3 separate regions of the Homo sapiens genome follow, and all the other regions are linked to region 2. Evidence: read pairs that join two places in POLR2A ChIA-PET (ENCODE). Cell type or tissue: MCF 10A. All regions are shown on one strand. Links, peaks and the distances in the headings refer to the core of each region. The heading gives the core; the rest is flanking DNA. Region 1 holds the start of C1orf74 (chromosome 1 open reading frame 74). Region 2 holds the start of LAMB3 (laminin subunit beta 3). Region 3 has its middle 9.4 kb from the start of IRF6.

Region 1 (11,148 bases), core at 2,546-7,545, 130 kb before region 2:
CTGGAACTCGTGGGCTTAAGTGATCCTCCTGTCTCAGCCTCCCAAAATGCTGGGATTATGGGTGTAAGCCACGATACCTGGCCCTTTCCAGCCTTTCTTAGAAAAACCTTTTGAGTTACTTTTAGGAATATAAATTTATTCTAGGAAGTGGCAGCAAGGCCACTTGGGCTTTGCCCCTGGAGTTGTGTAGCAAGGCAAGCAATAGATGATATTTTGTAAAAAGTCTTGCAAAGTAAGCAGTCATTTATTTAGGCCTGTGATGTAATGTTACATCTAGGTTCTTTACCTTCATTTGAACCAACTTCCACAGTGAGCCTTGGCAGAAGGATGGTCCAGAGAGATGAAGGCATATCCTATATTTAGACATCAGAATGGGGTCTTCCTCAGGGCCTCTTTGGTCTGTCCTTCAATCTTGGGTCCATTGTGCTATTTAAAAATACCTTTTCCTCAGAGGATACACCTGTGTTCTGTGTCCTGAACAGGTCATTCCAGTAGTGGCTCGGATGATCTACGAGATGTTTTCTGGTGATTTCACACGATCCTTTGATAGTGGCAGTGTCCGCCTGCAGATCTCAACCCCAGACATCAAGGATAACATCGTTGCTCAGCTGAAGCAGCTGTACCGCATCCTTCAAACCCAGGAGAGCTGGCAGCCCATGCAGCCCACCCCCAGCATGCAACTGCCCCCTGCCCTGCCTCCCCAGTAATTGTGAATGCCATCTTCTTCCTTCTCTTTTTTATAATATTGTACATATGGATTTTTTTATTGTTTAGATTTAACCAGCTTTTAAATCTCTCTTTTCTCTAACAGTGTTAGAAGTTTGTGATTCTCCAAATATGCCTAGATTTAAAGCTGATTTAATTTATGGAAAAATCACCCTTCAGACTTTGCTTTTCTTTTTCAAATCTCCTAATGGTAGTATGATATAGCATAGTAGAAGGAGATTTGGCCTGGGAGTTTGGACACCAAAGTTCTAGCTGCAGCTTTGCTTCCAATGTGACCTTGAACAAGTCCTTTAACCTCTGGGCTTCAGATTTATTGCTTATAAAGTGAAGAGATTGGAGTAGTGCCTGAAATTGCATCCAGCTTTAGAACGGACTCAATGACCTTCTTCTACTTGTACAAGGCTAAACTGCCTGGAACAGAATCCTTCTGCATTGTTCTTGTACCACATTTTTCCTTGGTTTTGTTAAAGTTTCCTCAAGCACTGATTTGTCCAGGATCGAGCTCTGTTTGACCTGTTCTGCTAGTATAGTAAGCTGGCTCCCTGATGGGGGAAGTGAGAGGGAGAGGAGCTGGCTGGCTGGTTGCTTAGAAACTATGCTTGATATCTAAATAGAAATGGGTGCCAAAGTCTGAAAGTCACCCAGCCTGTGGAGTGAAAGCTCACAAATTTGGCTTCTAAAGGGAAGCTGTTGACACAGAAAGCCTAGGGATTCTGTGGAAGAATAGGTTGTCAGGCATTTACCTTATTACCACTCAAATACCAGTGTGTGTGTGTTGGGGGGGCGGCAGGGAGAGGGGGTAGGTGACAGTATGTGACTCAGGTGTTAGCTTTAAGAGGAAAGAGCTCTATTTTTCTTGTTTTCTTCTCTGAGCTAGACTGAGCTGGGGATCTAAGATGTACTTCTCTGACTACAAAAGGGACAGTATCATTTAGATTTTTTGCAGTTGGAAGAAATGGGTTGTTGAGTGTGTTAAGGCTGGGATGAAGAAGGGCTGGGCAGTACTCTTCTGGAAAGGCTCACCTAGCACGAACCTGCTTGTCTCCCTTACTAGTGGAGGTATCTGAGTGTGAACAGTGAAGGTAAAGAGTGGTATAGAACAATGCAGCTGTATCTGTCACAAACTGGTCTTATCTAGAAACATCTGCTGAGTCTCTAACCCTTTCAGCTTTCTCTTCTTTTTTGAGACAGAGTCTTGCTTTGTTGCCCAGGCTGGAGTGCAGTGGCAAGTCACCACTTACTGCAGCTTTAAGCTCCTGGGCTCAAGCAATCGTCCTGCCCCAGCCTCCTGAGTAGTTGGGACAACAGTCGTGCACTATGATGCTTGGCTAATTTTTTTTTTATTTTTGTAGAGATGAGGTCTTGCTATGTTGCCCAGGCTGGTCTTGAACTCCTGGGCTCAAGCAATCTGGGACCTAAATGGCAAATAAGATGCTAATCTGTGGTTGCAAGCCCCAGTCCTCTTGAATAGTGATGCCTATCTGTCTGTGTCGGGACATAGTAAGGAAGCCCATGTCTAGTCTGGTACCTTTAAACCAGGCCATCTCCAACTTTTCAAAATGACTCAAAAGTTGAGCTAGCCTTATTTTAAAAACTAAAAGTTCAAAATCAGTGGTGACATGAGGACTTATTTATTTAAAGTGCTTAAGCCTTGGTTTTAGAGTTTCTAAGAGACCTAGTGGAATTTGCTATTATGAAAAGCATGAAAAGATTAAGAAACCTGGCTAAAGGTCAGGTGCCCAGCTTCGAGGAAAAGTTGGGCTTTTAGGGACCGGGAAGCATTAAAGGCACAGAAACTTTACATTTTGGGGGTCATTTTGTTGAGTAGGTGAAGTGAGGGATTTGGGCTTGATATTTGGCTGCCCCATCTCTACGTGGGAACTCAAAGTTAAAAACCCACTGTAGGTAAATTAGAAGGGCAGCTCTTGAATCTGGGCCAGTCTATATCCCTTCTGTGAAGTGCTAACAGCCAGGCTATCTGTAGCCTGGGTGGGAGCCCAGATAATGTGAGCTGGTAAAGGGTATTGGAAAAGTGCCAAGAAATGCCAAGCTTTTGGTTCGTAACCACTATAAAAAGTTTATGAACATGTCAGAGGAATGGATGAGTGATTTGTGAGGTCTTAACTAGATACCCCGGTTTCTTCCTTGTTTTGGCTTCTTTTCAGAATGCCGGGAGAGTACATGCAGGGATTCCATCTAATCACCCTCAGCACTCTTTCTCTGGTCCTGCTGGATAGATTTAGATTTCCTTTCTTTTTTTAGGGCCTCAGTCTGCTATCTCCTTTGGTGGCTACCACCACTCACTCCCTTGATATCTTCTACTCCCTTGCCTTCACCTTGCTTAAGACTGAGAAGGGAGTTAGATTTTGTCACTAGCTCTTCTTTTTCCTCACTGTGTACCCCACCAAACAAGATTAGTTCAAGTTAAAAAGAACCTACTGGAGGTAAACTGGGAGAGCAAGTGTTGGATCTGGGCTGGTCCCTTTCCCATAAAATTAGGTCCCTGGTTGTATGTTCCCATAGCACCCCATACTTCCTCTCTCAGAATAATCATTTCCCTTGTAATGCTCAGCATCCGCATCCTGCTTGACTGCAAACTTGCTGAAGGTAGGGACTGTTTGTCTTGGACTTCGCTGCCAGTCCTTAGAACAGTGTCTGGGACACAGTGTGTTCTCAAATATTTGTTGCTGGAATAAATGAATGAACTAAATCAGTCTTTTAGGGATTTACTGTTAACCACCATGGGAAAATTAAATAAATGCGGGGAAGGAAAACGTTCTAAAATTAGAAGACTACTTTCTACTCTCAGCTTCTGATTCCCTCTGAGCTAAGAACCAGACAGCCTTAGGCTGGTAACTCCTATAAGCTGGTCCTCCTCCCATGCTGACCCCATCTTTACTGTACAATTCACTTTTCATGGACTGAAGGCACCACCAAGATAGATCCAGGAGTGACAACTCCAGTGTAGGTGTCCACTGTTCCCTTAATCTCTGTCCTGCTCCAAGTATAAATAAATTGGGGCCATTTCCTTAGATATTGGGGTTTTCTCAAGAAATCCTTTCCCTTCGTGGCATGGGTCAAATCGCTGGTAGTTAAAAAGGTGTTAACTCTTACGTGAAATAACACTTTTTCTTTGTAATGACCTGACTGGAAAGCCTCTGTGTCATCACTTCTCATTTCTTATTTGAAATCAGCAAACTGGATTCAGTAGACATGAACTTAAGCCCCATGAAAGTGGGGGTTTTGTCTGTTTTGCTCACTGCAGTACCTCCAGGGCCTAGCAGCATGACTGGCACATATTTGTTCAAAGTGAATACTCACACCTTCACACCCTCCCTAGAGAGCTGTTGTAGGCCTCTCAAATGTAGGATTTAGGGAAGTCAAGTTAAAAAAAATTAAAACGTTTCAGCACCACCCACAGGTGAGGCTATTCTGCAAAATATGTTGTCTTGAGGTATGTTTCGTCTGGACAAAACGTATTTCCACAGACACAAATCAAAGGTGTTTATTAACTGCTGTGTGCCCTGTTTCTGGATTCCCAGTCAAGTGGGACACCAGACGTCATAACACAGGGAGGACGTTCGGCGAAGCAAAATGAGGGCAGCAGCGGGAAACCAGTTTCACCAGGTTCCGCCTTTTCTCGTTTACTTCCGCCCTTCCCAGTTCCTAAGCCGACAGATGGGGCCGCGTTCAGTCTGGCCGGAAAGGGCGGGCCGCACGGTGGCCCAAACTTCCGGCGCGCAGTAAGGCTGCCTAGCTAGTGATTCTAACGCGAGGCGCGCGAGCGGCTGGATGACGTCACGGAATGGGGGGAAAGAGGGCGGCACTCGAGTGGGTGCGCATGCGCAAGAAGGTGCCTGCGGGACTGGAGCAGAGCGGGCTGCGAGGGTCTTCCCAGCGCAGGCGGGTTTTCCAGTGTTACTTGCGGCTGGGCGTGGGGGACTAGCTGCCTTTCTGGCAGCAGGCAGGAAGCCGCAAAAAGTTTCTGAGCCCCCGAACCTGTAGCGGACGTGGAAAAAGAACGTATGTGAGACAGACTTATGCCTCATTTAGCAAATCACTATAACATGCTCTGGTGTGGGGTGTGTGGATCGGAGAAATCTCATCTTCCGAGGGTCCTTGATGTCGGACAGAAAGGGAAGGCGGGGCCAGCAGAAGTTAAAATACTACCCTTCTGCAGTTCTAGTGGATTTCATTCATTCATTTTTATGTGTCAGGGTGAGATGGTTGTTAGTCCACATTCTGGTGTATATTAATCAAATTACTATTCTTATAACTATTCTCTGGCGGGAAGAGTAGGGGAGTTGTCAGTGGAAAGGATACATTTGGAACTTGGAGCTCTGTCCCAGAAGGGCTTTTGGGCGAAATGCTGTGAATTTTGCCAAACACTGCCCCGCCTCCGCCTCTGCCCCAAATTCCCTACGGTTTGAACCAGAGAACGTAATTTGCAACAGGTGAAATTTAGAATAAAAGCCAGAGGGAATATAAATCTAGCTATAAGGCTAGAAAAACACACGAATTTATGATTGAGGGAGACCAAGTCAACCAGAAAAATCAAGCAGCATCGGTGAAACTATCTTGTCTGGGCTGGGTCGCCATTTCAAAGCAGGGAGGGACAGAATAACCTTTGGAAGATACCGCGATTTAACAGGAAGGCTGTTAATAATTCCCTGCTCCTGCTTTGTTTCTAGGCCCCTCCTCAAGTGTCTGGCTGAAAGATGCCACCCAGGGAAGGGAACTCGGGCTAGCTAAGGAGGCCATTCTTGATGTTGCTTCTAGATCTCATGTCATCACCGAGCCCTCAGCTGCTGGTGGCAGCTGCTCAGCAGACCCTTGGCATGGGAAAGAGACGGAGTCCACCCCAAGCCATCTGCCTTCACTTAGCTGGAGAGGTGCTGGCTGTGGCCCGGGGACTGAAGCCAGCTGTGCTCTATGATTGCAACTGTGCAGGGGCATCAGAGCTCCAGAGCTATCTGGAGGAGCTGAAGGGGCTTGGCTTCCTGACTTTTGGACTTCACATCCTTGAGATTGGAGAAAACAGCCTGATTGTCAGTCCTGAGCATGTATGTCAGCACTTGGAGCAGGTGCTGCTTGGTACCATAGCCTTTGTGGATGTTTCCAGCTGCCAGCGTCACCCTTCTGTCTGCTCCCTGGACCAGCTTCAGGACTTGAAGGCCCTCGTGGCTGAGATCATCACACATTTGCAGGGGCTGCAGAGGGACTTATCTCTAGCAGTCTCCTACAGCAGGCTCCATTCCTCAGACTGGAATCTGTGTACTGTATTTGGGATCCTCCTGGGCTATCCTGTTCCCTATACCTTTCACCTGAACCAGGGAGATGACAACTGCTTAGCTCTGACTCCACTACGAGTATTCACTGCCCGGATCTCATGGTTGCTAGGTCAACCCCCAATCCTGCTCTATTCTTTTAGTGTCCCAGAGAGTTTGTTCCCAGGCCTGAGGGACATTCTAAACACCTGGGAGAAGGACCTCAGAACCCGATTTAGGACTCAGAATGACTTTGCTGATCTCAGCATCTCCTCTGAGATAGTCACACTGCCGGCTGTGGCCCTCTGACTTTAACTCTCCTCCCATATAGAAGGTACTCAGTAAATGATCATCTCTAGGTTGGGGATGGCAAATAATCATCTCAACTGCCAATTCCAAGTGTCTTGAATACACTAAGGCACAATGCTGTAGATCAGTTGGCCACAAATGCAAAGGGCATGTAAATAGGTAATGGTGGTGCTAGTAGCAAATTGGTAGATAGTACATACTTGCCATTTCTATACTAGGAAGTCCTCTTAGTGGAGATGTTTTCATTTTCACTGGATAAAAGATAGAAGGAAGGAGATGATAGAGGAAAAGCAGGGTGATGGAAGACAAGCCAAACACTCTTGCATGGTAACCTTGTAAATATACCTGCTCTATGTGGGTGCTGCATGCTAGGAAAGTAGGGCTGGGGGCTTTTCTGCATGTTTATATGCCTCCAACTGAATTTGAGGAGAGTAGACCACCAGTATGCTTAAATATGTGATACTTGTTAATGTAATACACCATTCAGGAATAAACTGAGAGTTCTGAGGAACAATCTGGTCAGGTGAAGTTTATTTACAGTAGGTTAAGAAATTAATAAAAAGTCAGAAATCCTAAGTCAGTTGGAAAACCCAAGCTGTAATGTACCCAAACCTTCTGAGTTTTTCGCTGAGTTGCTTGCTTCTGATTTTCACCCAAGGCAGTTGTCACAAATTATTCAGATCATCAGGTTGTCTTTATTGGCCAGGAACACTGCCAGTGCTGCAGCAATCACCACCATCAGCACTGGGAGCCATCGCCCACATTGCCTCTGTAGGGGGACAGGGAGACAGAAGAAAGTGGCCATGAGTGGATTGGAAAAGATATAGGCAAAAATCTTTCTTCTTCCTACTCTAGCCCAGTGGAAAACGCTGGGTTGGTGGTGGAGAAAAAGCTTTTTACTCTGTCTCCCATTTTGTCACCTGTCTTGGGATAAAACCACTTAACCAATGTTCTCTGGCCCAGGGAGCCGTATCCATCAGGGACCAGATATATAAATACTGATATGAATAATGAAGGGTGGAAAATAACCCAGCAAAATTATATTCTTTCTTTGTATTCCCCAGTACTTTTGTGTCCTTCTGTTCTTGCCACCATGCTTATCATCGGCTAAAAGAACACCCTTTCATACTTTAGCTAAGAGTAAGTCTTTCCTTCTGGCATTGAGAGTTCTGTGAAAGTTGGGCTTTGATGGACGAGCCAGTGTTTTTTTCAATGGTTGCCATAATGTCAGTATAGTATAAACCAAGCACAGTGGGACAGGATGGCCAGTTGTTGGCGTGGGCTGATATATTTTATGTGCAAAACTTGGTTAAAGAAGGAATCGTCCCATCATCCAGGGCTTTATGGGAAGGAGAGACCCTCTTACTCTGGGAGGCAGCTGCTGGCTCTGGTTCAGCTCTTCTCGACAGTGCTGCAGCTTACGCAGGCAGGAGAGATACTCGTCACTGAGGTTGTCTAATTCTGAATGCAGTTCTCTGCACTGGGGAGAACATCACCAAAGTCATCACTGTCACTTCTGTCTAGGACAGAGCCCAGGCAGGGGAGACTGCCCTTTGTAAGTTTCACTCATTTGGAATTTTTACCACCATCTTCCCTTCCCAGCCATTCTCAGGGATTTGAGTTTGTCTTTTGACTGTCTTACATTGTCTGGAATGTGTTCATTTAAATGATTGACAGTAATGCATATTATAGTATTACATTTTATACATTTAAGTTCTTTTATATGACTTTACGTGCAAGTGCTTTGCAAATGAGAGACACCGAAAAATGAAGTTCTTATAGAACAAACGACCTAGAAGTGACCTTAGTACAAGTTTCTTTCCCAGGAGCTAGTTGCATATCAATACTTCTGGGGATGTGTATGTTTGTGAGTATGTACAAAGGAAGAGTTTTACTCTTTAAGAGACATATAAAGACTTAAGATACTCAATGTGGGACGACATATTGAGAAGTTAATATTTTTATTAAATGTGTTTGAGTTTTGGTCGACTTTCTAAAAGGTAATCATTTAATAAAACCTTGAATAGGAGTTGGTATAAATAAGGAAGGGAAAAGATTGACAAGTCAGCCCAAAAGCACAGACACTTTATGTAGGCAAATGAATGTCTGTGGTTATCCACTCACAACTTAAACTTTGAAATCCCTGCTTTTTGACTGCCTCCCAGGTTTCTCTGCTATTTCGCAAATGAGCCCTCACTATCTCAGGTCACCCTCTCACCTCCTTTTCCTTGGCCTGGAGCTGCAAAGTCTTCTTTTGCAGCTGGTCTCTGAGATCCCAGTCTTTCTCCTTCCCTGTACCCTCAGGCTCCACTTCGTTAGGGAAGGACTTTGGACTCCACACGGGCAAAGCCTGATCTAAAAAAGCAGCCAGATTCTTGGTGACAGTGAGGCCCACACCTCTGAGGAAGGGCCCTGAGGGTGAAACCACTAGGAGTGGGGAGAGGGGAGGGAACTTGGGAGGGCGTGCTCTTGGCTAGACTGATGGCATTCTCTGACATAAAGGTTAACTTCCAGTAGGCCCCTGCTAAGCTTGGACAGACAGCTGGAATCTGAGCTCCTTGAGGGCAAGATTGGGATCTTTTCTTTGTATCCCCAGTCTTATCTAGTGCTAGATAGTTTTAGTGAATACTTCTTAATTGAATTTCATTGGTTGTATGTCACATTCTTCCTAGTTTGTCAAATAAGTTTGGTAAATGCTTTAATACAATCCCTTTTCCCTGATGTCCTCATTTGAAAGTTGTGAAGATGGCAGTCATATCCTAAAATTTATCTTCATATGGTTAAAGATGGTTTTTTAGCCACCCTGCAGTCTTAGTCTTGGTGAAAAGAGCATGGACTAGGAGTCAGAAGTTTTGGATTGTTGTTATAGCTGTGTTGTTAGTTTGTGTCACCATAGACTTTCATGTTCTTATCCATACTCTGTGAGCATAAAAATTTCTGCCTTATCTATTATATTATGCCCAATGATTGTGAAGAGAAAACAAAAGGTCGTGTGTAGTGGACAGGTGAGGAGCTATTGCCCCTCTGTATACACAGTGAATTCTCAGGAAACATGGACAGTAGACTCTCTAGGGCTAACAGTGAGTTGACTCTGGACTGCTATGTGGTTTGGGGCTGGGGAGTTGGATGTGATTTGGAAAATCAAGTGTGTAAAAATTGACATGAAATCCTGAGTTCAAAATAAATTTATTGAAATGTTCAACACAGACATGTGCTTTCAGAGAGAATAGAAACCCTTTTTCACAGTTTATATACCTCAAGATAGAAGGCTAACTAGTTGAAGTGTCCTCAGAGCCAATGATCAGTCCTTAAAAAGCTCCCACACATCCCGGACTTAACAGACTCCCAGAACTGGCTGGGACTCCAGGAGGTCATGTAGTCCATCCCGCTGCCTCTAGGCAGGTAAGAGAAGAGCAATATCTTAGAATTTGTGGTAATAAATTTGCTGACCTTTCTTTGTTAAGAGTTTCTCCTGTTCTTGAAGCTGTAAGGATTGATTTTGAAGCAAACCTGTTGGAAAACACAAGGAACTTGTCTATGCTAGCATATTTACTACAAAAAGTTTTCTTTTCAGAACTTTGCTTAGAACCTTGGTTATTAAATATGTTCCCATCTGCTGTGTGTTGAATTTTGTCCCCCAGAATATATATGTTGAAGTCCTAACCCTCAGTACCTTAAATAATGACCTTATTTGGAGATAGATTCTTTAAAAGATAATCAAGTTAAAATGGGGTCATTCAGGTGGGCCCCAATCTAATATCACTGGTGTCCTTATAAGAAGGGGAAATATGGACACAGATATGTTCATGGGAAAGACAATGTGAAGAGACACAGAGAGAAGACGGCCATCTACAAAGCCAAGGAAAGAGCCCTGGGATAGATCTTTCCCTAAACGCCCTCAGAAGGAAACAACCCTGCTGACATCTTGGATTTCTAGTCTCCAGAACTGTGAGACAATACATTTCTGTTCTTCAAGGCACCCAGTCTGTGGTACTTTGCTATGAATATAGCATCCTTATATCTCCCCCTACCATGTCTCTATCTTCAAGTCTTTGCTTGAAGATTTTCCCTTTTCCCTGTGGTTGCTTTGCTCTCTTAATAATCATTGCTGCTTTCATGAAGCTTCTCTATCAGGTGTCAGAGGTTAAAGTGGTGGGCAACCAGCAGCTGTATTAATTGAGTCAGGTTCTCCAGCTTTTCAGAAACTGCTTTTCTTCTGAGAAGTCCCTTTTCCTCTTTGGGCCCAATATGTAGTTTTGAAGTGGATTGAGGCACGTATAGTGTAAGCTTATTTTCTAAACCATCTCTAATGACAGGTCTATGTGACACATTCATGTACATAAATTAGAATATATAAAATAAGAACTGCTTTAGGAAACCCAGTATTTAAAAAAAATCTGCAGTTCTAGGGGAAATGTAAGTGGTGTCATTGGCATGGAAGGAGAACAGTAGAAAAAAAAGAACAGAGGCTAACACATAATTTATGGAGAGCTATGTAAATGACCTCACTTTACAAGAAGAGGGTCTGAAAGTGCACAGAGTTAGAGCATATGCCAAAGACTGGGCCCTTAGTCCCTACTCTGGGTGCCTTTTGTGGGCCAGGACCCCAGGAAAACCCTGTGGACTTTCAGAATCTGGAAAGCGAACTTACCCTGCAACTGCTGTACTCTGGTCACCAGGGTGAGTTTCTCTGCCTCTGACCTTTTTAGTTGATCTGAAAATGCAATAATGCAAGCCAAAATAAAGGAACCCAAGACTTAATGAACTCAGTACTTAGGATGGAAATTAGTAATAGATGCTGTCTTGTCATGGTCTTTAACGTGTGTCTATTGGAAGTTGCTCTATC
Region 2 (7,702 bases), core at 2,703-7,702:
CAAAGACTGCTGATCATAGCCCCCAATACCTGTGTGTGAAGCACACATGGGGTCAGACACCCTTTGTAGAGCATGGCCCTAGCCAGGCACTTTGCTGACAATTATGCATGTTTCTTTTAATCTTCACAGTATCCATGAGGTAGATTTGTCATTATTCCCATTGCAGGAATGGGACTATCGGAGATTAAACGAGCTGTCCAAAGTCACACAGATAGTGAGTGCAGAACCAGGACTTGAGCCTTCATCTCTCAAGTCTAGGCTTTTAACAACTGTCCTGCACCACCCCACCCTGAGGGCACAGCATCTTATAGCTGGAGGGGGCTTCAGTGTTTCCCAACCCTGGCTGCACATTAGAATCATCTAGGGAGCTTGAAAAACATATGTCTCTGCCCGTCTGCCAGTGAATAATTCTCTGGGTGAGGCCTGGTCTTGGTATGTGATATATTATGTTCTCCAAGTAATTCTGAGGGGCAGCCTGAGTAAGAACCATTAGAATCTAATACCTTTAATTATAAATAATGAAACAGAGGTTCAGAGAGGATTTTGCCCAAGTTTACAATTCTATTGAGTAGCAGAGCAGAGCTACGGTCAAGTCCATACACATACCCCGGTGTAGCCACAGGCGCTGTGGGCAGGTGCTGATTAAAAGCCCTTAGGTGGTGTTGATTCCAGACAAGAAGCCAGACGCACCCATTCTCTCTTCCCCATCAAACCACAAGGTGCTTATTTCTCCATACTCAGCCATCAAATGCCAATTTAAACTAATGCCAATTTAAACTACGTGTTAGGACACTTAGTTTGTCTGTCTAGTAGCCCTTTCAGGGATCATATTTAGAATTTGAAAGTCCTGTGGGGCAGCCCTGTGAGAGCTTCAAGAGCAGATTTCAGGACACAAAAGCCCCAGCTCGCTCTCAGCCATTGCTTTCCCTTCTTCTTCCCCAGAAGCTCCCGACCTGTCAGACCCACCATGCCACGTGGCTATGTGCCCCTTCAGACAGCTGTATGTCTCTCTCCTCTCATGGAGGCTGGACCATGGCCACATGGCCAACTACACATGGCAAATGTTATCCAAAGGTCATAAAGGTCGGACTTAGATCCCAATAACCTAATCCCCAGAGGTCAATGACCAAATAGAATCACAGAATAGAGACAGAGGTGACTGGGGTTAGAGGAGGGGGTGTGGCGATGGGCCAGCCTGTCTGCCAGAGGAATGTCAGGAAATATGGGAGGGGATGGAGGTGGTAAGAATGAAAAGATTCTTCTGTCTTCTCTGGGAGCCAGCCAGCCATGGGCCAGCATATGGCTCCACCAGGCTGTAGGCTGTACTGGGCTGTACCCCTCAGGAGGGCTGGGCCATTTGGAGGGCACACTGGGAGACAGAGCAGAAGGAGCTGTAGCCTGTGAGGTGGCCCAGGCTCTTGACCTCAGGGCAGGGGATCTCCTTCCTTTGGCAAAGGGGAAGTTGTGTCATCCTCTCGTCACGTCCTCTGCTTCACCTTGTCAGCTCACCAGAATGTTGCGGTCACCTTCTGTCCACGCCTCCTGGCGTGCTCCTGTCCTTAGTCAGAGCCACCCCTGTTGGTATGAAGGAGGAAACCCTGCTGGTATGTGCTGGAGCCTCTGAGATGGAAGAACTGGAGGCCAGCACCTTCTCCATCTGTGCCCATAGAAGAGAGGTTGTCAATAAGGAAAACAAATAAGGAGGTAGCACCTGGTGGGGTTTGTTCTAGATGTCTCTACAGCATCAGTGTCACTCCTGGAGCCCCTAGACAGTATCAGTGCTCCTAGGTTTGGAACAAGGGCACAAAGAGGAGGTTTTTTGTTGTTGTTGTTGTTTTAAGACAGGGTCTCACTCTGTTGCCCAGGCAGGAGTGCAGTGGCCCAATCTCGGCTCACTGCAACCTCCATCTCCTGGGTTCAAGCGATTCTCCTGCCTCAGCCTCCCGAGTAGCTGGGATTATAGGCACCCACAACCATGCCCAGCTAATTTTTGTATTTTTAGTAGAGACGGGGTTACACCACGTTGGCCAGGCTGGTTTCGAACTCCTGACCTCAAGTTATCCAACCACCTTGGCCTCCCAAAGTACTGGGATTACAGGCGTGAGCTACGGCGCCTGGCCAACAAAGAGGAGTTTTTAGACATTGGGAGACATGAGGTCCAGAGTCTGGTGAACTCTGGCCAAGGATTAGCCAGGGTGCACTCTGGGAGTTCAGGTGATATGGCCCATCTTTGGCCCTGTGTAATGGTTAAGAATATGCGTGCTGGAGCAAAATGGCATGGGCTCAAATCCCCAGTTACTAGCCAAGGCCAAGTTATCGAAAATGTGCCTCATTTTCCTTGTCTGCAAGATAAAGATAATTGTCTATCCCCACAGAGTTGTGGTGGGTATTAAGTGAGTGGATACATGCAAAGGGCTCAGAACAGTGCCTGGGCACAGCAAGCACTCAGCAGATATCAGCTGTAGTGATTTTAGGCCGATTGCCTGATTGCTCCCAGTCCTCGGGCTCAAGCTGCATGCACAGTTGTCCACTGGGTAAACATTCAGGTTGGATAGGTGAGGGTGGGGAGAGGAGAAGGGCTATGGAAGAGTCACTCATGACAGGCGACTTCTGTCCTGCTTAGCCTCCCCTCTCCTGAGGCTGGGCTCCTATCTGTGCCTCCGTAACACACCAGGCCCACTTTCTCTCCCTGGTTCCTGGGGAGGCACAGAGAAGAGTGTGACCAGTTGTCTGGACAGCTGAGCAGTTGTGTTGTAGTGCAGGGCAACGCAAGCTTTAGTCACATGGCAAATCCCCAGGGCCGTTCCTGGAGTCCACCCTGTCCCACAGACGAGGACTCAGCCATGATTCACTGTATTCAGGTGTGGCCTGAGCTTGAGTCACCTGGTGCCCCTTCCTCCAACACCTGAGAGTCACAGCCTGGACCAGGTTCTCCTATGCCCCCTGAACCTCTTCTCTCTCCTTTTCTTCCTCCTTTTCTCCTTCCTTTGTTCCCTATCCCTTGATCTCTGATTGATCAGATCTTGGCTGATCTCCCTAGCGACTTGGACGGTTTGAGCCTGACAGATGGATAATAGACACAGTAGCTTATAATGCCACCCCCACACCCTGTCAGAGACATTGCCAGGAATGACTGAGAAGCAGGCAAAGAAGGAGACTGCCTCTGTCAATATGGTGACATTTCTGTAATTGGAGATAGGTGCCTCAAAAAAGACCTCCGCACTCTGGCTGATACAGGAATTTCCACTATTAGTAATCCATCCCAGTGCCCAAAGCCTGGATTGTCCCCTCTGAGAATGCAACTACACATCAACGGCACAGGGGATGCATTGAACTGTATCAATTGTTTGTACTTTAGTGTGGATCCATTCATTCCACAAGTATTGAGCACCTACTATGTGCCAGGCACTTGGAAAACAGTAGTGAATAAGATAGAAATCTCTGCCTTCTTGGATATTACATTCTAGTTGGGAAGAGACAGAAAATAAACATAAGCAGATAAATTATATAGTTGGTTAGAAGCTGGTACATGATGCCCCCCTACCAAATAAGTAAATAAATAACTCACCAAAATATAGGGTAGGTGGGGTTAGGAGTGTTAGGATGGGGGACAGGGATGGGGCAGGGAAGTTGGCTGTAATTTTAATAGTGTGTTTAGGATAGGCCTCATTGAGAAGTTAGGATCTGAACAAAGACTTTGAAAGAGGTCAGAGAGTTAGCTTTGTAGATATCCAGGGGCAAGACCGTTCCAGGCAGCAGAAGCAGCTGGAGCCAAAGCCCTAAGCCTGAGCTAAGACAGGGATAGAGGCCATTGTAGTAGAGGTGAAGAGTAATGGGAGGAAGGTGGTGTAGGGTCCCCTAGACTCTGAAAAAGCTCTGGCCTTGGCCCTGAGTGGGATAGGGGCATGTGAAGATTCTGAGCTCGGGGTGCATAACCTGCTGTGTTGGGACTTGACTGTATATCAGTGAGGAGGCTGTTGCAGACGTCCCAGGAAAAGAGGCTCAGGCCAGGAGGGAAGAAGTAGATTCTGATTATTATTGGAAGGCAGAGCTGACCGAATTTGCTGATGGAGTGATGAGGTTTGAAAGATACTGAAGTCTGGGATGACTTCACTAGCCACTTTCCTGAGCACACATTCTAATAAGTCAAGGCTCTAGGGCAGATAAGTGCTCTGTTGTAGGAGGATGGGCGCAGGGAGAGAGGAAAGGTGTGCACACAGGGGAGGCTGAGGGGCTCCAGCCACAGTACCACACCCCTTTAATCTTAGCTGGACCCTGATCTGGCCTCAGGCTCTATTTTAGGCTACTTGACTGAACAAATTGGGTTCTGAAGCTCCAGAGCTTGTGCCTGGAGCCCTGGAGTTCTTGGGGGACTGGATCCCCACTTGGAAATGATCAGTGTCCCTCAGGAGTGAGGCTGGCTGGGCTGCTCTTGGGGGTCTGCATAAACAGCTTCCTGGACTTTGCCGGGAGTGTAGGGGAGAGCCAAGCACAGCAATTGGCATGTCCCTCCTGCGAAGCCAAACCACTCCAGGACCTGCCCAAGCCTGTGAAGTCTGAGACACCGAATGTGTATTTACCTGGGCTCATGGCCTCAGATAAAGGGAGGAGGAGGAGGATTTAAGGGGCCCCAGCTACTCATGGTGAGGCCCACCGCACACCTGCCCTGCCTTTTCTCCTCTGAGGATCTGGGATTGCAACACCTGCTCTCTTCTGCTGAGTTAATTATTAATGAGTTCTTTGTCACATCCTCTGGTGATGGGCAGAGGGCGAAAGTTTCATGAGCGCTCTGAGTTCAGGGAGTTGGGGAAGTGGAGAGAAAGAGACCACCAGGTGGGAGAACTGAAAACACAGGTGTGTCAGAGTCAGAGCTGACCTTTCTCGGTGGGGGACTTGAGGGAGGTCTCTCTGTGTTGAAGGGACACTGCTTCTACTGACCTTACTTGCTGAGTTGAGCTAGATTTCACTGGAATGCTTACAGGGGGCAAGACTCTAACATTTATTGGACTATCAATTATGCATCAACTTACATCAACAACTCACTGCCCACTTGCTAATTACACTATTTCTTCTGCCTACCTGAACTTATGCTTAATTCGAATCTGAGGGTTAGAAATGCCCAATTTAATCCACAAAATTCTACATTTCCCCCTTAAGGGTCTTCAAGCCAATTTCTTGGACATAACCCTCCAATGGTGGAGAACTTTCTGTTTAGGAGACACTAACAAAGTGGAATCGTAGTTAAGAAGCTCCTTTAAATAGTAGCTTTGAGGTCCTAGCATTCCAAAACGGTGCCAGTGCAGGCTCTCCAGGGCCAAGATATGGACTGGCTGACCCTCCAGGTTTCCCTAAAAGCTCTCTGACCCTAACCTGGGGGAAAGAGTGTCCTGTGAGACCAGCCTCTCAATTTGGACCTGCCACTTCCATTTACAGTGGCTGGAAGCCCAGGATCCCTGAGCAAGGAGCCCACAAAAGAAGCTGTGTTCTCAGGCCTGGCAGGAGGCCAGGGAAAGTCTGTTTTGACTTTGTCAGTCAAGCTATGCTTCAGCCTTTCCTTCCACCACTTGTGGTCAGGTCTGTTTTCTGGCCCTCCAGGCGGGCATTCCTGCCTAGGGAGGGAGGGGCTAGGAGACTAACCCTCCCCACAGGTGGGAGGAGTGACTCACAGGCAGCTACCTGTCCCAGGGCTCCCTGCCAACCCTGTGGAGGGAGCTGGAGGCGAGCCATTTAGTTACTCTGCTCATTTCTCTTAAGCTTTCCTTGGATGAGTTGAGCTTTGAATCCTTCCTGATGAACCTTGCCTTTTAAGGATCCTCCAAATGCCCCAAGAAGCTGGGATTTTTCATTTTTTTTTTCACTGGGGAGGGGAATGGTGCTTTCCAGGGTCCTGGATGTTTGAGTCTTCTCACCTTCCAGCCCGGTGATATGTCTGGAGCTTTAACTCTCTATATAAGCCCTAATCTTTGTGTTCTCTGCCTGATCTTCTGTCTGGGGTGGTCCAGGTCACAAGAAGAAGCTGACCCCTGCTGGCTTTGGGAAAATGCTGAGTTCATTGCCTGGCACAAATGCAAGGGCCCTTCCCCACCCTGTGAATTCTGGTCTCTGATGATCACTTACATGTGCCTTGTGCTTTCTGTTTGAGGGGCCCCTTGCAGCCCCCACAGGCAGGTGGGCATTGTGGAGCTCACTACAAGAACTCTGGGACGGACCGACCAACCCACTTGCCCAGTCCCGTCCTGGGAGGTGGGGGTGCAGTGACGACAGATGGGTGTGACGGCTGCCAGATTCCTGAGACCCGCCCTGCGGTGGGGCTACACCCAGCCAGGGAGTCTCCAGAGGTGAGGCTGTTGTTTAAAAACCTGGAGCCGGGAGGGGAGACCCCCACATTCAAGAGGAGCTTTCAGGCGATCTGGAGAAAGAACGGCAGAACACACAGCAAGGTATGTTACCTGTCTTTACCTGCCTGGTGCGGGCCGGATGCGGGAGGAGGACTGTATCTCTGGATGCCTGGGGCCTGGTTTCAGGGCCTGATTTATTCCTCTTCCTGGGAGCTCACTCAGGTGAGCTAGGTTAAAATGTCTGCTACAGTTTTGATTTCTTTTTCACATTTGATAAGCACCTCAGTGGCTTAGAAGAAAGCAGGTTCAGATCCGGGGTTGAGCACAAAAGAGAAGTGAGAAGGGTGGGCTGGCCTGGCTCAGAATGCCTACTTGCAGGGGGATTTTCAGTCAGGGGTGGGAAAGCTGAGAAAGCACTGGATGAAAGTCAGAAGATGGGTCTCTCTTAGGCCATCGTTAGCTGTGGGACCCCAGGCCACATGTTCCCTCCCTGGGCCCATGACTCTTTTAGGAGAGGGATTGGAAGGAATGATTTTGAAGCATTAGGATCTATAATTTAAAGATGCCAGAAATGTCCTCAATTTCCCCCCCCGCCCCTGCCTTGCCAAGCCCCCAGCCCTCCACCCCAGCCAAAAGAGTTTGTGGCTGTCATTGGAACAGAGTGAACATCCAATTCAAGGCAGAAGGGTCACTGCATGAGCAAGGGTGGGGCATGTTTCCACAAGGCAGGCCTGCCTCTGGGACCCCACGGTGGCTTTCGAGCATCCTTCCCCAGCCTCCTTCAGAATCCCTGCTTTGTGGCCTCCCAGCCCCACCCCTCTTGTCGAGCCCCAGCCCATCATTGAAGACATTTTGGGTTGCTTCCCTTTCAGAAGAAACCCTCACTCACTTGTTAAAGACAGCCATACATCTCTCCCTGTTGCATCCCAGAATTGTGGGCACAGAGCCTCAAACTCAAAGTGGCCCTGAATGGTATTGGAGGCCATGCCCGTGACAGGAGAAGGTTTGCCTCCAGGCCGTCAGCCACTCTGACTCATTCACTTTGGGCGGGGCTGGGTTGAGGCTGCTGGTCTAGGCCCTGAGAAAAGCCAGCCCTCTCTCTTGGGGCTGGAACTAGGTCTTGGCCCTTTCTACAGCTTTTCTCCTGCAAAGGGTCCAGCCTTTTCCTGCTCCCCACGTTGTCCTTACGGCTGTGTGGGGTAGGGCAGGGTCCACACTCCTTCCCATCCATTTTAGAGGAGGAAGCTGGAGTCTGGGAAGGGATGGGATTTTCCCAGGGCACCCTGTGAGTCACATGCCACTTGAGACAAGGGTCTAGAGCTCCAGCATTTTCCAAGCTACAAATGTATCTGCTGCTCCAAGTG
Region 3 (11,148 bases), core at 2,615-7,614, 160 kb before region 2:
GCACTCCGGGGATATATTAAGTGCCAAGGGAATTTATGTGAAAGAATGAAACAAAGTCTCTGGCCTCAGGGAGCTCACAGTCCAGAGAAAGGGAGCAGTCATAGAAGCCAGTGATTCTCCACAACATCACAGTGTGATAAATTCTCTCATGAAAGTGTGAGCCATCACTGAGGGAACAGAGAGGAGGGAGTCATTAGTCCAGCCTAAGGTGGCCTGACTTACATATGACGCATTTTTTTTCTTTTTTGCCTGTTATGTGCCATTTTGCCCAAGAAAATCACGACTCTTCTGAGCACCGTTGATTAATTTATGTGATGGCTTACAAGAATTTGTTTATTTTTGGAGGGGGAGAAATAAGGGTAAAAAATCCCAAGGGTACAGATTGTGGTCCTGCTTTTTAAAAAAATTCAGTTAGGAATTACAATCTTGAATGAAACTGAGTCTATAATTGCCTATTAGCCCAAATCAATGTTCTCTGCCTTTTGGCTGTTACCAAATCACTCCCTGGTGTAACTTTGACATCCCAGCCTTAACCCCTGAGACTATTACATCTGGTGTGGTAGGCTTCAGCGATTTTAATGTTTTATTTGGGCAGTTATTTACCTTCCATTTTGGGGGCAGCTTTTCTTCTTTAGACAGTGAAGCCCCTAAAACACCAGCTTTTCTCATATTTACTTTAACAACCATACCCACTTCTCATGAACAAGATTTTCTATCATTTTCTTGTACTTTTTTGTTTCTTCTTACTTTCTTAGTTAAGCATTCATTCTGGCTAGAACTAAAATTTTTAGAAATAAAATTTATAACTAAAAATGTTCTTTCAGCTGGGTGCAGTGGCTCACGCCTGTAATCCCAGCACTTTGGGAGGCTGAGGCAGGCAGATCACTTAAGGTCAGGAGTTCAAGACCAACCTGGCCAACATGGCAAAACCCTGTCTCTACTAAAAATACAAAAATTAGCCAGATGTGGTGGTGTGTGCCTGTAATCCCAATCCCAGCTACTCAGGAGGCTGAGGCAGGAGAATCACTTGAACCCAGGAGGCAGAAGTTGCAGTGAGCCACGGTCACACCACTGCACTCCAGCCTGGGCAACAGAGTGAGACTCCACCTCAAAAAAAAAAAAATAAAGAGTCCTTTCATGAGTTTATTATAAATTCTTGCACTGGAAATTCCACAAAGGCAGATTGCAAAACTGGTTGTAATTCAGTGTTGAATGCAGTGGAATAGTATTGCCCTTATTCTGCTAACTAATAGCTCCTCTAGCTCTATCTGAAGACACAATTAGGGATTTGGGAGCCAGATAAATGTTGGATAATTTTGTTCTCCAGCCCTAAAGTAACTGTAACTGTAATTCCTTTGATGGCTAAGGTAGATGACGGTGAATGTATTTGGGACAGGACAGGTTCTAGTGCTAAGAGAGATGAGGGCAGCCTGGGCCAGGTCTGGACATTGTCTGCTGGAATACAAAGAGAAATTTTTTTCTCAACCACACAGGAATATACCCTCAAACCCATGTTGGCTCTTCAAGAAACAAAAACACTTTAAAAATCATTAAAGGAAAGGAAATCCTGAGAATTCTGTATTCCTGATTTAAAAAGTGAAGACTCTAGACTTTTTTTCCCAAGAAAAGATAGTTAAGGTTTATTTCCTAAGTAGGATATGCTATTTTAAGAATAATCATTCTTAAAAGTTGTCTCTGTGTTTCAGTCTTTAATGAAAAGGACTGAGTTTCTTTTAATGTGGGATTCTCAGTGAGGCTGAGCTTCTATAGGGTTAGATTAGTAGGAAGTCCATTCTTTCCCCTGGTTTGGCCAAGTCTCTCAAAAATGCTAACCCAGTCCAAAGGGTCAGTCCTGATTACCCTCATCTTGAGTAGTTGCTGTTGAAATCTGGCTGTGTTCCAGGAGGCAAAAGCAGACATTCTCCCCCATTCTCCCCTTTCTTCTTTCCCGGGTCCCTGTAACTTGTGATACTCTGCTTCATGTCTGCCATGCAGGACTAGCTGTCAATGGCACAGCTCTTTAGGGTCCAAACTCTTCAGTTCACAAGTGCTAGCCATTTCCCTAGCAGTCCCATAGGGTCAGGTGAATGGGTTGGAAGGAGGTGTCAGTGTCAGCTGCATGCTGTTTCCAGAACCAACTCCCCGTCTGATGGGTTCTAGGCCCTCTGTCACCCGTCCAGAGTCTCCTCTCTCATGGTGAAGCTATTTCAGAGGGCTTTTCACCACTGTCTGTCATTGAGCCTCTGTCAGAGAATCCCTTAATGACATGTTCTGGTAACCCTGAATCTCAAAGAGGCCAGGTCAGTTATGCTCAATTCGGGCTATGATTATTGTTATTGAGCACTATTTGCTGTCTAAGCCTCAGTTCCTATTAAGTTAAACTGAATGAAAGAGAAAATGGGTGGGGAAGAGCTAGCTCTGCTGCTCCCAGATGAAGGTGTGCGTGTGTGTGGATGCATGGATGTGTGTGTGTGTGTATGTTGCGGGGAGAGGAGCAAACTTTAAAGACCAAGCCCTCAGAGTGCTTTCCTCTGCACTCTAGGGCTCTTCCCTCTCATGATTTTCCAAGAGAATCTAAAGCACAACCAACATAAAGGTATTAAAAAATAGATTCTGAGTGACAGATAAATTTTATAGCCTCTTGCTAACTTGCCATGATCATAGTCTAGATTTTTTTTTTTTTGAGAGAGAGAGTCTCACTGTGTTGCCTAGGCTGGAGTGTGGTGGCATGATCTTGGCTCACTGCAATCTCTGCCTCCTGAGTTCAAGCAATTCTCCTGCCTCAGCCTCCCAAGTAGCTGGGATTACAGGCACCCGACACCGTGCCTGGCTAATTTTGTATTTTTAGTAGAGACAGGGTTTCACCATGTTGGTCAGGCTGGTCTCGAACTCCTGACCTCAAGTGATCCACCTGCCTCGGCCTCCCAAAGTGCTGGGATTACAGGCATAAGCCACCATGCCTGGCCCATTTTGACAATCACAACAGGCCAAATTCTAATCACATTGTAGGTATGCCAGGAAACCCCAGAGCTGTCTGGTAAGAGCCCTGGAAACCCAGAAAGAGACAGAGATGCTTCTTTGGCCTATCAGGAATAGATTAATTTGGCCCAACCCAATTAGTAACACAACATCTTCTCTATGCTGGGCCACTGGGGAATGAAATGCTGCAGCTCTTTCTGTGGAAGAGTTTATCATCTCCTTGGGGAATGCAGAAGGATGCACTCCTAGAAATAATTAAGACAACAGACTCTGTGCAGGGCTTCTGGACATGAACTTTCCTACCCTGGTTACCATTGCATGACCAAGCTGCTTTAGCAGAGTAATGCTTACATGTTCTTTGCCTGGTCACTCTGCACAGCCACAGCCTGACTCTTGGAATCAAGGAAGCATTTGCTTCTAGTGGTCAGGGCATGTGGGATGAGAGGTAAGACCACAGCAGCGGACATCCTTTCTGACTGGGTGCAGAGCTAAGGTTGAAATGGTAAAGCTTTGGGATTTACCATTCACGAGGTGTTTTCAACCCAGGAAAGCAGACACAAACAGGAGAGATGGGGTCCTGTGTCTGGAGATCTGGGTGCCCTGTTTTGATGAAGAATCATCTGAAAGGTGAAACAAACAAAAAATATGAAACAACCTCTATATCTAAGTCAGAATGGGGTGGGAACAGGGACTGGGGCTAGGCTTGGGTTAGAAGTGGTGTCCATCTCCTGGGAGAGTGTGGTGGGGATTTCATACAAGAAGGGAAGTCCCCCAGTTTCCTATGGGACTATGAGACAAATTGCTTTTAATTATGTTAATTACAACAACAGAGCACTCCACTTCTCAGGAGAGCTTTTCATCTTCAAAGGGGCTCCAGGATGGAGCATTAACAGTTGTCATGAAAGTCTCTGGAGTTTGAGAACTGAAGTCAAAGGAGCCCTAGCTATGTGGGTTGGGGCCCGTGTATGCCCTGAAAAGCCAATGTCTAAGGGATTCTCTGGCTTCAAGGTTAGGAGCAGGTCAAGGCAGGGGTATATGTCTGGGAATTAGCCCTACCTCACTGAAATCAGAGAGGCAAAGGAATGGGCGTGCCAGCCTCAGTCCAGTTCCCTCAAGCCCCGACTCCCTTTATTGGGATTGCCAGTAAAATCAAGGATCCCCAGTTAAATGTGAATTTCAGATAAACAACAAATAATTGTTTAGTGTATTCATGTATTCATTGTTTATCTGAAATTCACATTTAACTGGGCATCTTGTATTTTTATTTGCTAAATCTGGCCACCCTATCCTATATGCTTCTCTCCCCCAATACACACACACACACACACACACACACACACACACACACACACACACACGTGTCTCTCTCTCTCACACACACACACACACACACGTGTCTCTCTCTCTCACACACACACACACACACACGTGTCTCTCTCTCTCACACACACACACACACACACACACACAATGAGAGGCCCAGCTTCCAACCTGACAGACTCCTACCTGAGAGGTCAGCAAGCCTAGGCGTGTTCCCCTGGGGCAGGGGAACAGAACTCTCTAGACCTGCCCAGGCCCAGCCTCTTTCCCTCCTGCATGTGGGAATGTGAGAAAACTCCTGTCTCAGTTCTCTAGGGGGAGGATCTTCAGGGCTGGGCAGCTGGACATATAGTGCATCCTTCCCAACACCTTTATTTACCTTGGAATTTGAGGATGAAGCAGCCTGAGGAATGGACTCTCTAAATCTTCCTGATCCTTCCCTCCCATCCTTCCTCCTCTGTTTGCTTAGCTTACCTCCACTCCATGGCTCTTGTGGCTTAAGGGGGAAACCTTTGGCCACCCACCCCCATTGCCCCATACTGCTGGCATGGAAATTCCTCTGTGACAAAAAACAGAGAGAAAAGGTCACTGGGCTGAGATGAGCTTCCTGCCTAGGCAGTGGAATCCAGGCTGCCAGGACGGGTCTGGGCCTGAACTAGAAATGCTGCCGGTTTCCCGGGCTGGGTGGGGAAGAGAGGACAAGCTGGCACTTGCCACAGCACAGAATAGTAACTGGGAGGTTGCGATGCCTGCTCTGAGCCTGAGCGAAACTCTCAGGGCCTCCAGACATTGACGCAGGTAGAGAGGTTCCCAGGCCCCAAAGCTCCAGATTCAGCCCCTGGGCTCAATCAGGGTCAAGGATAGAGCATGCTGCCTTCTTCCCACCCCCAGGACAGGCAGATGGTCACACATGTTCACATTCTGGGGTATTACTTCAGGCCTTTGGGTAAGATTAACATTCCAAAGCTCCAATCCTCAGGTTCCCCTTCATGACCTAATAGAAAGGGCATGGAGTCAGACAGATCGGGCAGAATCAACTTCCTACTCACCATTTACCAGCTTTGAGACCTTGGATAAAACTCTTAAAAACTAAATTTTTAAAAAATCCCCTGATGAACCAAGCTGAGTAGCTGGCAAAGCTGTGCAGGGGATTTCCAAACAGAGAGGGGCAGAATACGCAGCCACAACTTTTCCTTCAAAGCGCAAGATTCTGGAACAATTCCAGAAAAGCTAACATAGGTAAATTACTCTTAGATTTGTATTGGGGAACAAGAACAATAACAACATTCCCCCTGTGAATAGCCATAGTTGGTAAAACATGCTAGTGTTTCCTTCCCTCCTTCTCCTTTCTTAATAAATCAGAAGTGCATGAATTAAGTATCATACACTTAGCTCATGGGCACCATTTAAATCATTACCTGGCAGTTATGAAGAATGTGGAACACTGAAGTTCTTTATTAAATGTTTATTGAGTAACTGGCTAACTAGAGGAAGAGAGAAAGGAAGGGAGGAAGAAAGGAAGTATCTATTTTATTTCAACTGAGTAGGACTTAGTAGAAATTATGACTCTTATTTTACTTTTAAAAACATTTATTTATTTATTTACTTTGGCCATTTCCACTCAAAGGACTGACTCTTATTTTAGAAGCCTCCAGTGCTGGTACTGTATTTCCTCAAATACCCCTTTGCTAGGTCTACTGTTTCCCTACCACCTTCCATTTCTATTCTGCAGCAGCTGTGCCCAGCTCTTCTCATAGTGTTTTGTAAATAGTGAACTAGAGCAGACAAGAGCTTTGAAGCTTCCTGGCTACCCCAGGGAATTAAGCTGGCAAGGCACCTGGCCAGCGTAGTCTTGATGGGTCCTTCTTTGGATTCGAAAGGCCCAGGAGAAACTGCTACTGCTAGCAGCAGCTCAATAGTATGCAGATGTCATTGTGCTGGGGAGGGACAGGTGGTGTGTAGGCAGCCTTGTCTCTGATTCTTGGGCCTGAACAAAATAAGAGGGGTAAAACAGTCTCAGAAGGATCAAAAGTTTCCCAGGGGATTGAAAACCGGGTGGAGTCATGCACAGGACATTGGTAACATGTGGGAGCAGCCCTGGGATAGGGGGCGATAGAAGGGTCTGATGAAGCACTCTTCCTACTCTTATTCTATGTCTCTTGCAAATCCACTTGCCTATTTCGAAGTTCAGGGATTTGGACTTGAACTTGAGCTTGACCACTTCTCATGTGATCCTGGGGATTATCCTTTATGGGCCTTAGTTTCCTCAAGAATAAAATAGAAATGCTATCACTAACCCACACACATGCATTTAGCAAAGATACGTTGAACACCTAGTGTGTGAGAGGCCCTGAGAACACAGTAGCACAGACAAAGCCTCTGTCCTCTTGGAGCTAATTCATACTCCAGGAAAGAAGCCCCCAAATGGCAGCTCCTGTGGGGTGTTTTATATGGCTCATGTAATTAAAAGTTAAAAAATGCAAATGTATAAAAAATTAGTAGATTTTACATAAAAAATCTAGATTTCCCAGTGGCAACATTGGACCTGTATTTCTGTCCGGCAGCCGTCAGCCAGAGCTTAGTGGCTGCTTCTTTTAGAAAGAAAGCACGCTTTCCAGGTAGCCACAGTCCTCACCATTTCTAGACACTCTTACCTTGCCCAACCTAAACAATATTTTTGTTTTTTTACCCAAAACTTTTCAATGCCCCTCACTGTAAAGAGGAGAAAGTCCAACTCTTTGATGTCACATTCAAGGCCTTCCTTCCAGTTCTGTTTCCTGCCTAATCGATCCCTGCAAATGCTACACTTCAGCAAACTGCAGTTTCCTGACTATCCCATGAGGTACTGCTGAACTATTATAATATTATCCTCTTTGCCTGAAATGCTTTTTTTGGTTCTCCTTTTCTATCTAGAAAATGGTTACTGAACTTTAAGGATCATCTTAAACATTCCCCTCTCCTTTTGTGAAGACTTCTGCTGAGAAAATACTCAGAGGGTCATGTGAAGATCCTCAAAGATGGAAATGGTCCACTTGAGACCAAAAGGCCATCAATGGCTCTACATCCTATGTTTGATTGGGCACGGGGCCCTCCAGCTGGTCACAATTTGTAAAAAGCCTCAGCTTTCTCAATAAATGGGAACAAAATATGAACATTAAAAAAGATGTCTGTAAATGAACTTAGATAACCATGAAAAGTGTTTGAATGGTCATTAATGCTTATTAAGCAGTAGCTATTGTTCCAGCTGTTGTTATTAATATTCCAAATGGAGGCAACTTCATTAAAGATGGTAGATCAGCAGATGCAAAGCATATTCAAGGAAGACAAATTTATTATGGTTGAAGGGTAGCAAAATGGTAGAAGATATGGTTGGAAAAGTAGGCTAGGGCCAGAGAGGGGCCTTCTAACTGGTCTCTCTCTGCCTGACCTTTTTCTACCTTCTAGCTTAAGCACAGCAGCCAGATTAATTGTGCAAAACAAGTTACCTACGTCACTCCTCTGCTCAAAAGCCTCCAGTGACTCCCGCTTACTCTCAGAGTAAAAGTTGTTACCTCTCAGACCTCATATGCCCCACCTCCAACTCTCCCCTTGCCCCAGCCACACTGGCCTCCCTGCTGGTCCTTTAGTGGGGCAAGTATATTCCTGCCCTGGGGCTTTTTACTTGCCGGGCCCTCTTTCTGGAATAATCTTCCCTCTGATACCCACTTGACTCCATCACATTCTTAGCGCTCTACTCAAATGTCATCTTCTCCCTGGTTAGTCCACGTAAAATTTGGATCCACTCCACCCCCTCCTAATCTTTTTCAGTTGCCCCCTTGTCCTTCTTAGAACTTGCCATGGACTTACATACTTTACTTGTTTATTGCCTGTCTCCCCAGCTAGAATATAAGCACCACGAGGGCAGAAATTTTTGTCTGTCTTGCTCACTGCTGTGTCCCCAGCACCTAGAACAGAAATTTGGCACATAGTAGATAAACAATAAGCATTTGTTGGATGAGGGAATAAGCTTTCTTGATTCAGTAAGCATTAGGAAATCACAGAATGTTTTTGAGCAGGACAGTGATGGGACTGGAGCTCACAGAGGGCTGTAGAATAGATTGGAGTGGGGCTGAAAGCTGGGAGTTGGGAGGTAGTCACTATAGCAGAAGGGCACATATGTGAAAGTTTAAACAGAAGGCTTTCATAGGAACAGGAGACAATATGTTTCAAAAGGGTGGGGATTCTTCTGGTGTATAGTGCTCAATAAAGATTTACTGAAGGGTGAATGAAGGAATGATGTTTGTGTCTCATGTCAGGTAGACCCAGGGCCCTGGTCTTGGTCTGTCTTAGAAAAACCAAAATCCTATTTGCTCCTGACTTTGGGGCTCTCCTGGTCAGGGGTTACATGAGATTGTTATTGAAAATCTCTTATTTATATATACATCTCCCCTTTCTTCTTTGACTGGGCTAACCCTCTGTAGCATCTAGCCACTTCTTAGGCCCAAGCTTAGCTTGGACAAAGCTGAGATTCAAGCTGTAGAAATTGAGGTGGGGTTTAGGCTGTCAGTGTCTGGGGCAGGGACCAGATAGAATCACCTTTTTGAATGTTATGCAACTGGAATTTTAGGCAATGTGGAGAAATTAGTGTGGCAGGTAGTCCTTAGGCCTTCCCTGGCCAGTCCAGAGCCACTCAAGAGAGTGGAACTCCCCATGGAAACCATCTTTACCTTTTTCCACAGAAGGCCAGGGTAATTGGATAGGAGGCCAGTATAGGTTGAGGCTGAGCATTGGACTACATGAAGAGAACATTCTGACAGTGGAGGGGTGAAGGGTGGGGCTGCTACTTGGTCAAAGAACTTCTGGTTTCTACCCTGTCTTCCCTGTCCCTTAGCCATATCTCCTCAAGGGAATTCTTCACTAGGCTCTGAGAGTCACACTTGGGCCTTGCTCTTAATCCAATCAGCAGAGAAGAGATACTTTGTGTCCTCGCTGTCCCAAGAACAAATACACAGTAACACTGCAGGTTTTAATTAAGTGAATACCAGGTGCCCTGAACTGTGCCACATCCTTGCCTAGAGTTGGGGAGGGGGATGCAGCAATAGAGAAGAATGATATTTTCTAAGATGTGGTATTGTTTTATTTATTTCATTGAATCCTATTGTCAATCCCATGAAATAGGCAGCATTCTCATTTAGGAGGTGAGTAAACTGAGGCTCAGACTGCCTGGACAGTTAGGAAATGAGAGACGGGAAACTGGAGACAAATTTTGACTCATTCCAAATCACAGTTAGTTTTTCTGATGCAGCTCTGCTGTCATGGAGTGCCAGAGAATAGTCTGACACCCAGGTCTCCTGACTCCCCAAGTGCTCTTTCTTCTTTCTTGAAAACAAGTAATGATAATATTTTCGTTAAATAGTATATAAATCTGCTTTAAGATTTAACCAAATAGGACTGAAAGCTTTATAACCAAATCATCAGCCCCCACACACATCCTATTTTTGTTGAAATAATATTTTGTCTCCTATTATTTTTGTTGAGCTCTCTCATCCATTCTTATCTCGACTCTCATGCTTTTTGTCATCTCTTAACCTTATAGATTAATATGTTTTAAAAAAATTCCTTCACTGTCATTGATCACCTGAGGTGATCTGGGGTGGTGGGGGGTGGGAGAAGAGAAAAGCACATTTGGTTAATCACTCATATTGAACAGGAATCCAGCTTCTTGCCACACTGCTCCCCGAAGATTCTGTACTCCTGGAGTCTTCATTTTCTGAAATCGACACATTGTCCAGTGCTCTGTAGCTCAAACTGAGCCTAACACTCTGCTAGTTCCTGTCTGGCCTGCACCTTGCTGCCCTTAGGGCTTGACTGAAGCCTGGAGAGAATTATCTACACAAAGGAAACAAAGAGCAGATAACAGCAGTGATGGTCGCTCCATCTGCACAGCACTCCACCTGTTTCAGAGAGCGTCCATATCCACTATCTCATTTCAAAGCAGCATAGAGTCACAGGATAGGTTGTTTGGTGCTGACCATGAAGCCAAAATCCGGCCACTGTTTTGTCTCAATGGGGAAGCAGCTTTGAATCAGAACTCTGAACTCTCACATTCATGGTGGTTGTAGTTTCTTCAGCTCTTTTGTCTGCAGAGCCAATGAGAAAGCTCTCCATGCTGGGGAAGATGGGAAGTGGACCCTCAAGCTTTGGAATGAATGGGCAGAAGAATGAAGGGAGGGCCCCAAGGGGGAGCTTACTTCCAAATAATTTCCTGGGCTTTGCTTTTCCTCCTTCGCCTCCCATAGAGATCCAAGTTTGGAATAAAAAAAACTGCTTCTTTGAGAACACTTTCCAGTGCTCAGCTTGCTTCAAGGATAAAAAGGGTCTTCTAACTATGGAAAGACTCAGAAGATGTTCTGAACACTTTGGTGGAGAATTCTTCTAGAGTCCAAAGCCAAAGTCTGTGCCATTGCTTGGATTGGAAAGTGAGATTCTTTTATGCTTCCTGCCATCTTGGTGATTCTAGAATTTGGAGGCCATTATAGAGTGCAACAACCAGAGTGCATTCAGTTTAGGCTGTGGCTTAGGCAATGTGTTAGGATCACCTGTGGCCCTGATGCTTTAAGATACTTGGATGGAGACAGAGATAAGCCAGGGCCAAGAGAAAAGTGAGGGTAGACCTGATGGGCTCCAGAATGCCTTCCAGAAGGAAGGTTGGAGTCTGATTTCCTTTGAAAGCACAGAATTGGATTGTTTAGTGCAATGTCCCTACCTGACTCTTTAGCAACTCCACCAAAGGTGCACAGCTTCTTTGCTATCACCAACTCCAGTAACACTAAACTCTCCACTGTATGGAGCCTTTGGGAGGAGTCCCAG

Evidence for each region. ChIA-PET counts read pairs that join two places held together with the same protein. Peaks named below come from ENCODE experiments on the same cell type or tissue, not always from the same donor. Only the 100,000 strongest peaks of a DNase experiment are listed, where the experiment ranks them.
Region 1: POLR2A ChIA-PET joins it to region 2 with 15 read pairs; 3 of 35 experiments call an interaction of 5 or more read pairs at or near these places.
Region 3: POLR2A ChIA-PET joins it to region 2 with 26 read pairs; 4 of 35 experiments call an interaction of 5 or more read pairs at or near these places.

The regions. Positions count from the first base shown.
Region 1 is chr1:209,777,979-209,789,126 of GRCh38, reverse strand. TRAF3IP3 (TRAF3 interacting protein 3) reads right to left here. Exons shown (of 17, transcript NM_025228.4): 13 at 10,954-11,016; 14 at 9,753-9,812; 15 at 8,521-8,657; 16 at 7,669-7,782; 17 at 6,817-7,071. The coding sequence ends at 6,979. C1orf74 (chromosome 1 open reading frame 74) reads left to right here and starts at 4,568. Exons shown (of 2, transcript NM_152485.4): 1 at 4,568-4,749; 2 at 5,418-9,919. The coding sequence starts at 5,493. The coding sequence ends at 6,302. It overlaps IRF6 (interferon regulatory factor 6), which reads left to right. Exons shown (of 9, transcript NM_006147.4): 9 at 483-3,510. The coding sequence ends at 707. RefSeq lists enhancers at 3,630-4,245, 4,430-4,689, 4,246-4,863 and a silencer at 11,057-11,148. In MCF 10A, for the core only: no CTCF peak of the experiment used is centred there; a DNase peak (open chromatin) is centred at 4,466.
Region 2 is chr1:209,651,107-209,658,808 of GRCh38, reverse strand. LAMB3 (laminin subunit beta 3) reads left to right here and starts at 6,384. Exons shown (of 23, transcript NM_000228.3): 1 at 6,384-6,440. RefSeq lists enhancers at 1,384-1,453, 914-2,113, 5,683-6,882. In MCF 10A, for the core only: no CTCF peak of the experiment used is centred there; DNase peaks (open chromatin) are centred at 2,818, 5,658, 6,278, 7,368 and 1 weaker place.
Region 3 is chr1:209,809,997-209,821,144 of GRCh38, reverse strand. No RefSeq gene overlaps it. Among named protein-coding and RNA genes, the nearest start is that of IRF6, 9.4 kb to the right of the region's middle. RefSeq lists enhancers at 4,666-5,440, 5,417-5,586. In MCF 10A, for the core only: no CTCF peak of the experiment used is centred there; DNase peaks (open chromatin) are centred at 4,044, 4,544 and 5,074.